Regions from separate parts of the Homo sapiens genome. Here region 2 is linked to region 1. A link is an interaction called in ENCODE POLR2A ChIA-PET data of the cell type or tissue named here. Cell type or tissue: OCI-LY7. All regions are shown on one strand. Links, peaks and the distances in the headings refer to the core of each region. The heading gives the core; the rest is flanking DNA. Region 1 has its middle 74 kb from the start of STIM2-AS1. Region 2 overlaps TBC1D19 (TBC1 domain family member 19).

Region 1 (4,399 bases), core at 154-4,153:
AAAAAGGGAAAAAAAGGTAACAATGACTTCCAGCAACTCCAGGGTGCTCCCATTTACTTGCTTACTCTCAATCTGCTGTTTCCCCTGAAATGTTCAGCCAAGAAGGCCAGTAGCTCAGCGACTCCCACCCTAAGTGCTTGAGAATTTGAGAGGCAGCTTCAGGGATCCTCCAACTGCAAATACTTGTCTCTAGAGCATGTTGTCCTCTTAACAGGAAGCCGACTTGATAGGTAGGTAGGGTCATGGGGTGGGAGTAGGCTAATTGGAAGGAGGGAAGGGGCTGGTGGCACAAAGGTTTTCAAAGTGGTCCTTCTTGACACATTTAATTTCTGTCTAGGGGGCTATGTTCAGAATGTCACAGCAGATTGCTTATTGTAGGTTCTCTCATGGGGCCAGGGCAGCAGAAAGAGGCCTAATGACTTTGCTTTCTCTCTCTTCTCTGTTATCCACTGGTGGTGTGGCTTTGAACAAATCACTGAATCATGCTCTGTGGGCAAAATGAGGAGTTTAGGTGTCACAACATAGAGAGAGGATCTTAGAACCAAGAGTATCTGATTAAAACTATGTGCCCTCTTTGCACAAAATGCACATACCCACCTAATTTTGCAGTTTACAAACTTCCTGATGAGTATCCGGGAACCTCCCATTAAGAAGAGGTGGATTCTAGGCACTTTTCAGCTCTAATGCTCTTGCTTTCCAAAAGCAAAACAGAACCGCTCCCCTTGACTCTGCTGCCTCCTATGGAAGGAAACCTTCCAGGCACCCTCTTGGTTCCTGTGTCAGCCCCCCTGTGTGGTTTGCTTGGTGGTAAAGCACAGCCCCTCCCCTGAACCCAGGGCCCCTGGGATCCCATAGTCACCTGGAACCATGCCGTGAAAATCAGCTGGCAGCCGGCCTTCTCTGCAGAGGCTTGTGAAAGGGTGAGTCACAGCAGATCGCTCCTCTGATTCACAGGTAGCATTTATTTGACAAAGGAGGTTTAAGGGGACTTGCTTCCCTTTGTATCATCTAATCTTTAAAAATCACTTGCTTCTTAACTGTCAGCCGAGAGTTTCTGTAGGCAGCAGTCTTTCAGCTGCTCCCTGGGGAGGGAGGAGAGTGCTGGCTGCCAGAGTCCTGCAGCTGTCCTGGGCACAGGAAGTCCACAGCTTCTTGTAAAAGGTAAGGGGAACTATAAATACTGTAAGAAGCCAGGAGCTTCCAAGTTCAAAGGAAGTCCGGATGTTGTCAAGGTCAGGCTTAGAGGAAAGGGGGTCCAGAGGGAACGTTCCTACTTCCTTCTGAACCTTCAGTAACCTCCATGAATCTCCAGGGAAAAGCCAAATCTCGTGACTTGACATGAAAAGCATGTCAAGTCCTCTACACTCAGGCTTCAATCTGCCTTTCCAGCCCCACAAACTTGTGGCTCTGGGAGCCCCCTCAGTGACACCAGATGCAACTCTAGCTTTTCCAGGCACACACTCTCATAGTGCTGCCCTTTCGTCAGAGACCGCCCTTTTCCTCTTTTCCATCCATCTCCATCCGGTCCTTTCTTCAGGCCTGGCTGTAATCCCATGTCCACCTGGAAACTTTTCTAGATCATTATTCATATTAATAAACCTAGTTTTAGACAGGCGCTGTGGCTCACGCCTGTAATCCCAGCATTTTGGGAGGCTGAGGTGGGTGGATTGCCCGAGCTCAGGAGTTTGAGACCACCCTGGGCAACATGGTGAAACCCCGTCTCTATTAAAATACAAAAAATTAGCCAGATTTGGAGGCACGTGCCTGTAGTCCCAGCTACTTGGGAAGCTGAGGCATGAGAATGCTTGAGCTCAGTATGCAGGGGTTGCAGTGAGCCAAGATTGCACCACTGCACACCAGCTTGGGCTACAGAGTAAGATTCCATCTCAAAAAAAAAAAAAAAAAAACTAGTTCCTCTTTATTATGTGTCTACCACATGCCAGGTGCTTCACAAGCCTTGTCACATTCAATTTTCTCAACAAGCTTGCAAGGCAAGTATTATCACTCCTATTTTATAAGTGAGGCGATTGTGTTTGAAAGGGTTAATTAAATCTCCTGAGGTCATGTAGCTAGTAAATGGCAGAAGAGCAACTCTTGTCTAATTGACTTCAAAGATACTGTGTAATGCTGCTGCACTCATGCACCCACCCACCCATTCATCAACCGGCCATTCGGCCCCATCTGGCTGCCATCCTTCCATCCTTCCACCCACCCATCCATCCATCCATCCATCCATCCATCCATCCATCCATCCAGGCATCCACCCACCCACCCACCCACCTATCCACCCACCTGTTCATGCTACCATCCTTTCAACTGGCTATCTATCCATTTACTTGCCCATCCCCAAAAACCTACATGCAGCAAGACAGCTCTCTCCCACCTTCAAAGTCCTGTGACACTGTGTTTGCAGCACCACCCCCCGATGTTGGCCCAGTGAAATACTTCTCCTTTTCTAGTTTAGGCACTGCCTCAGCCTCTCGAGTAGCTGGGACTACAGGCACTGGCCACCATGCCTGGCTAATTTTTTGTATTTTTAGTAGAGATGGGGTTTCACCGTGTTGGCCAGGATGGTCTCGATCTCCTGACCTCGTGATCCACCTGCCTCGGCCTTCCAAAGGGCCGGGATTACAGGTGTGAGCCACCGTGCCCGGCTGGTACTACTTCTTTAACTAGACTGGAAGCTCTAAGAACTGGGATCTGGTGTCCCTCACAAAGCCTAGCCCAGCACTTTGGCGACATTGAATACTCACTGACAACTGGCTAATGACTGAGCACTCACCCTGCTTTTATGGGCAGCCACGTCCCAGGAGCAAGAGGCAAGGTGGCTAGGCTTAAACGAGGCCATTCAAGAAATGTCAGCAGATGAAGGGTCTTTTGCCAAAGTCCTGAGCCAGTGCCTCCTGGAACCCAAAGAAACCCTAATTTCAAACTCTTTCAAAACCTTTTGACAGGGACACACTGCTGTCAAGAAAATCCTGTAATGAGCATGGAGCTTTAGCCTTGAGATTGTAATCACAGGAAATGTAGTGTTCAGTTTCCTAAGAAACCATTATTCTTTTTCTTTCCATTCTGCCTGCCTACCCCTGTGTATTACAATGGAAGCCTCTGGTGAGTGGAATACAAATCCAAAATACTCTTCAATAGCAGCCAAAGTGGTATTTCTAAAAAGTTCCTAAAGACCCCAGTGCTATGTGGCACAAAGAAAAGGAATGATAAAAGCAGCAGTTGTCTGAAACTGAATCTGTTCCTGTTCACATATATGAACAGACAAGCAGTTGTATTTACAGTCATCTCTACACACACACACACAGTGTACGTCTGTGTGTGCATGCAATGCCGTGGTCCCCACCCAAACACCTGCCCATCCAGATTGAGTTCTTTTTCTAGTCCTGCTCACACTTTGTGCATTATTTTTGCCACACTGTACTATGATCTTTTGTTTACCTGAATACTTCCTCCACTAGACAGAGAACTTCTTGAGAGGAATAACTATGTCATCATCATCGTCATCATTGTCATTGTAGTAATAGTTAACTTGTGTCACTGCTAACTATTGACATGGTTATCTTTTCTATGTACATTGTTGGACTTCATCCTGCCAAAACAACGCTGTGCTCTTACAGTTCTTGGGTGCCATTTTGTTCTCTGAAGTCCTTTGCATATTTCAGCAAGGTCTATCTTACTTTTATTTAATTTTTTAAAAGTTTAATTTTAAAAAGAAAAAGAAGCAACTATTTGGGAGAAATGTTAGGCTATCCCTACTTTTTCCCTTTATTGAATTTGTCATCCTAGAGACACTTTTGAATTGGATTGTAAAAACTACCAATGCCATGTCAAAATAATAGCTAGAGTGGGTAGGGAGATAAAAAGACCTAGATCTGAAATGGCTTCTAACATTTCAAATGGCTATGTGATTTTGGGCCAGTCCCTGCACCACTCTGAGCCTCAGTTTTAACTCATGTGAAGCAGTTTCTTTTGGTGGATATTGGGAGAACTAGGGAGGACCTAGGCCCAATGCTTAGCATGGCGTGTGGCACCAATAATAAGCAATAATAAATTGTGGTTATTGTTACCATTATTTTCATGGTCAACATTCACCCTTTGATACTGGAGAGTAACATAAGCTGGGATTTAGTATGAATGTATATCATGGCAGTTTTTAATTATCTAAAAATTATTAGCCAATGCTCCCCAAGGCAGAGAACTACTTTTCTTCTCATAAATTCAGAAAGTGCTTAGTATCAGAACATGAACCTGCTCTCCAAGAGATATAAGGATACTCAAGCATGTTGTCACTGGAGGCCTTAGGAGCTTTGTAGGCGGAGGAAAGCAGAAGTAGACAGTCTTGGAAATGTCTCTTTGGTATGTCAACAGTGAGAAGAAACTGTGAGAAGAT
Region 2 (4,399 bases), core at 231-4,230, 66 kb after region 1:
TAAAATGGCCCCAGACTGATTTGCTGGAGTGGTCTAATACGCTGTTTTATAGCTCCTGTATTTTCCTTTGTGAAGTCTCCTTTTTACTTCTCACTGTTGTTGCTATTTTTTCATATCTATATCAGCCTTTTCCATGCTTCTATTTTTGTAGGAGGCATAAAAAAGAGTTAACCAATTTGTTAGACATGTGTGTTAAGTAAAAGCTAATATATTCTAAACTAAGTTGAAAAAACACTTCTATGGATGGAGAGAAGAACTTGAGTCCATGGACAACTCTTTTGGCTATTCAGAGGTATTTTGTTATTGTTTCTTGCTTCTTAGATAAAATATAAAAAGTTACTATAAAAGTAAGTTTCTGGGATAATAGATGTAACAATGGTAATATATAAAGTTAAAATTAACAAACCTCTAATTGAGTTCAAATAAATACTCATTACAGTCCTATTACATGCTAGATACTGAGGCAACAAAAATGAATGATATGGCTCTGAACTACAAGAAGCTTGCAATTAAGAGGAGGAGATAAAGTATAAACAAACAATATCAAGATAACATAGCTAGAGATACCAAAGAGTTTAGACCAGGTACTATGGGAGTCTAGAGGAAGGGCCCTTAGCCTAACCTGGGGATTCAGGGAAAGCTTCCTGAAAGAGGATCATGCCTAAACTGAGCTTGATGACAGCCAGGTGAAGAAAGGTTAGATGGGCTATTCTAAGCATGGAAACATGAGAAGTGATGAGACAGGAAGCAGCATAGTGCTTTCGTGAGAGTATGTAGCTGTGGGTATAAATAATAAATAGTTTGATATTGCTATAATTAAAAATGAGATGGGAAATAGTGGAAAATGAAGCTAGGAGGTAGACTATAGGGATCAGACTCAAGAGGTCCTCATATGTCATGCTGAGAAGCTTGAATATCACTTGTTAAGAGATGGGAAGCCATTAAGAACACTTTGAGAAAAATGGCAATTTGCAGATTTTCACTTTAGATGTATAACTCAAATGAGCAGTGTAAAAGACAGCAAAACTAGAAAAGACTGTGGGAAGAGGGACCAGTTAGATGGTTGTTGCAATTAACAAGCTAGAGATAGTAAGAACTGAAAGGAGACAAGGCAGCGGGGATGGTGTGGAAGAGAGGGTTCCAGACGTATTTGGAAGATAAAATTGGAAGGTCCTCGCGACTTATTAGATGAGTTGGGGACAAGGTGGAGAGAAATCTAGGATGGCCTTGAGTTACTAGGAAGATGACAATTCAATTAACTGAGAGAGAAATAGGTGGGTTTTTGTTTTTTGTTTTTTAATTTAGTTTCTTCTTTTTTCTTTTGGGGGTGGGCATAAGAAGATAAAACAGTGAGTTCAGGCTGGGACATATTAAGCTTTAGGTAGTTATGGGAGAGGTACGAACTGGATATATTTTAGAGTAATTAACAATAGATAGAATCATAAAAGCAAATGGCAGCCCCTAGATAAAAGTAAGAAAAGAGAAGAGCAGCAGAACAAGAGTGAGATATTAAAAGAGGGACAGAGGTAGATGGCCCATGAAACTGAGATTCCATATTGAGAGACACAGGGAGAGAACAGCGCCATGAAAGCCAAAGCCACGTATGAGTTTTAGATATAGTGATCAGTAAAGTTAAACACACTCATAACAGCTACATCTTCTGAGCACTCACTACATGTCAGGCACTTTGTGGTTTTATATACCATATCTCATGTAATCTATTATCCACATGGTACAGATGATGAACCTGAAGTTCAGAGAAGTCATGTAACTTACTTAAGGTCATAGGATAAGCTGGAAGAATTGGGATCTGAACCCAAGTCTGCTGGATTACAAAACCCATGTTCTTAACTCTGCTGGAGTAAAAGAACTTCTTCAGGATGCAACTTAATATTATCATAAGGACTGCTATATATTGCTTTTCCAAGAAGCATATCTTAAAACCTGTCTAGTTATCTCAAAAGAATATTTAATGTCTAATGAGGTCATTATATATTTGATCACTTTATAACATCAAAATAGGTGATTTCAGTGATACCTTTTAATAATATTTTTGTTTCATAAATACTACATTGGTCAAATTATGAGAACAATAAGGTGCAATACAAGATAATCCACTCAATTGAGTAAAGCCCAGCTCCAAAAAACCCAAAAGGAAGGTCTGCATTGGATTAGCTAGTGTTCTTCACAGGAAAATGAAGTGCCTTGGACTTAGATCTAAGCATACTCAGCTTTCTCACAGGTTTACTGTTGGTCCCAGGGAGAATCAGAGAGAGTATGCATAATTTAGCACAAACCTACCACAAATGTGGAGGATTTCATTAAATTATACATTCTATGGAAGGTTTATTTTAGATAATAAATGATTATCCATTAAAGAGAATAAGAAAGTCACATTTTGATTATAAAAGTTGTAATTTTTTCACTTCCCACTAGAGGAAGCAATAGCATTACTCTTACCATTTGGTGGGTAAAAGACAGCATATTCTTCCAGTCCTAGTTTTCCTATAAGAGAAAACCATAGAGGATTTCAATATGATTAAGTAAATAAATCTTTAAAAATCAACTTATTTTGTGAATGTACTAACAACGGAATTTTAAAAACTACTATAAACTGATATGTCATTTCATGATATGAAATTAACTTAAAAATGTACCAGCCAATCTTTTGGTATTAGCAAACCCTTTCATCAATTAAAGTAACACGAACATAAGTACAACAGAAGCGACACAAAACAACCAAAAGAACAAACGCTTTCAAGTTCCTTAGGCACTTAAGAAGAGAAGTATCTATTTATTATGCATAAAATTGTTTTGCTAATTACAAATAAGTCTAATCTATTCATTAAAGCAAGTCTTAAGCTTTGTAATACTGTGTGTACACTTTTATGGAATGTGCTGAAAGTTAAAAATTAAATGACTAGCTGTATGGTGGTCATATTTTCTGAATACCAAAACAGTTCACATGATTTCAGAATGGGGCTGAATATTTGAAATCAGAGTTGTCCCAGAAAAGTAAAGTATATTCACAATAGTCAAATATTTAAGAGAGTTTTAAAAAGTATCTTTCCTTTAAAACTCTTAAAAGTTCTCAGTTTTTTCCACCTTCCACTGAATATCTTTAAATAGCTTTTACTTTGACAGTTTTTCTAACACTTTTGAGTTTATTGAAAAGTCACTTGTATTTTTATACTGGGCTAAGAGTAATATTTTTAGTTAAAAAAAGTTCTTTTTATTCTTGTTAGGGGTGGTGACAGAGACGAAATGAAGAATAAGAAGTGTGAGCAGTTCAGGTTAGGGTGGAAACAAAAAGGATTGATCTTGTGAGCAAGAAGAGAATGGAATAATGAATAGGTAGGTAGGTAAGTAGATAAAATTGATTACTGGGCTAGATGCTGAGAGGCAAACATATATATGTTCTCTCAACCATGTGGTTTATAGTCCAGACTAAACCATGAAACATTAGGGTATATTTGCTAACTTTTCTAGCACAGACTTTAAGTGTTTAGAAGTTCAGAGGAGAGAGAAATAGATGATGGGTTGGTGGACATGGTGAGGTACTGGCTAGTTCTTCAAGGACCTATGATTTTTAAGGTTGGAAAGTGGGAAGCCTTCCACATGCAGGGACTATAGGGAGGCTAGAACGAATATGGGGTATTGTGGAATAATCAGGGAAGCAAAGTTAGTTAGGTTAGGACAGTATCAACTGGTCAAAGGCCTTAAAATCCTGGCTGAGTTTAGAGGTGAGCTCAGTAGATAATTCAGTTTACAATCAGTTTTTCAGCAGAAGACTTAAAGAAACAAACAAAAGGTTTCCATAAATTCAATTTAGAAGCAATGGACCTAAGAAAACCTTATGTTAGGGGTAGCTGAAATCCAGCACAAGGTTATGTGGCCTCTCCTAGGGTAGGAGGTGGAGCAATCAGGCAGATAGTTCAGACATAAGAGATACAGGAGAAAGTTTCTTTCTTCATGGAAATGGCAGAATGACCATACACAATGAAGTCTGAGCTTTCAGTGTTGGGTGTTCACCATTTAATAAAAAGGAAAAGTTGGGAAGGGCATTCAGCTGAAGTTAATTGTATCTTCAGATGATGGCAGGATATTGATATTTTATAAGCAGCTGGTGATAAAGAGGAGAAAAATAACTAAACTAGACATTGGAGAGCTAAAAGCATATAAATTGTATCAAAGTTTTGTGTGTGGTGGAGCGTTTTGAGAGAAGTATAGATTGTTAAAAAAAGTAGAAAAAGCAAATCTGTGTTATAAACTTAGAAAGAAAAAGAAAAGTCAACAGATATGACATAAAAACAACAATAAAGGGTAGAGCACACAGGGAAGACAGAGAAAGTAACTTGAAATGCTGCTTCTGGGAACCACTTTCCCGTGATTTGTGATA

Evidence for each region. ChIA-PET counts read pairs that join two places held together with the same protein. Peaks named below come from ENCODE experiments on the same cell type or tissue, not always from the same donor. Only the 100,000 strongest peaks of a DNase experiment are listed, where the experiment ranks them.
Region 2: POLR2A ChIA-PET joins it to region 1 with 11 read pairs; 2 of 35 experiments call an interaction of 5 or more read pairs at or near these places.

The regions. Positions count from the first base shown.
Region 1 is chr4:26,784,610-26,789,008 of GRCh38, reverse strand. It overlaps a transcript of TBC1D19 not described here. Among named protein-coding and RNA genes, the nearest start is that of STIM2-AS1, 74 kb to the left of the region's middle. RefSeq lists an enhancer at 1,043-1,162. In OCI-LY7, for the core only: CTCF peaks have their summits at 503 and 713; DNase peaks (open chromatin) are centred at 288, 808, 1,928 and 2,408; H3K4me3 peaks cover 1,623 bases; H3K27ac peaks cover 2,055 bases.
Region 2 is chr4:26,718,187-26,722,585 of GRCh38, reverse strand. It overlaps TBC1D19 (TBC1 domain family member 19), which reads right to left. Exons shown (of 21, transcript NM_018317.4): 15 at 2,461-2,505. Among named protein-coding and RNA genes, the nearest start is that of TBC1D19, 140 kb to the right of the region's middle. In OCI-LY7, for the core only: CTCF peaks have their summits at 2,254 and 2,453; a DNase peak (open chromatin) is centred at 2,445.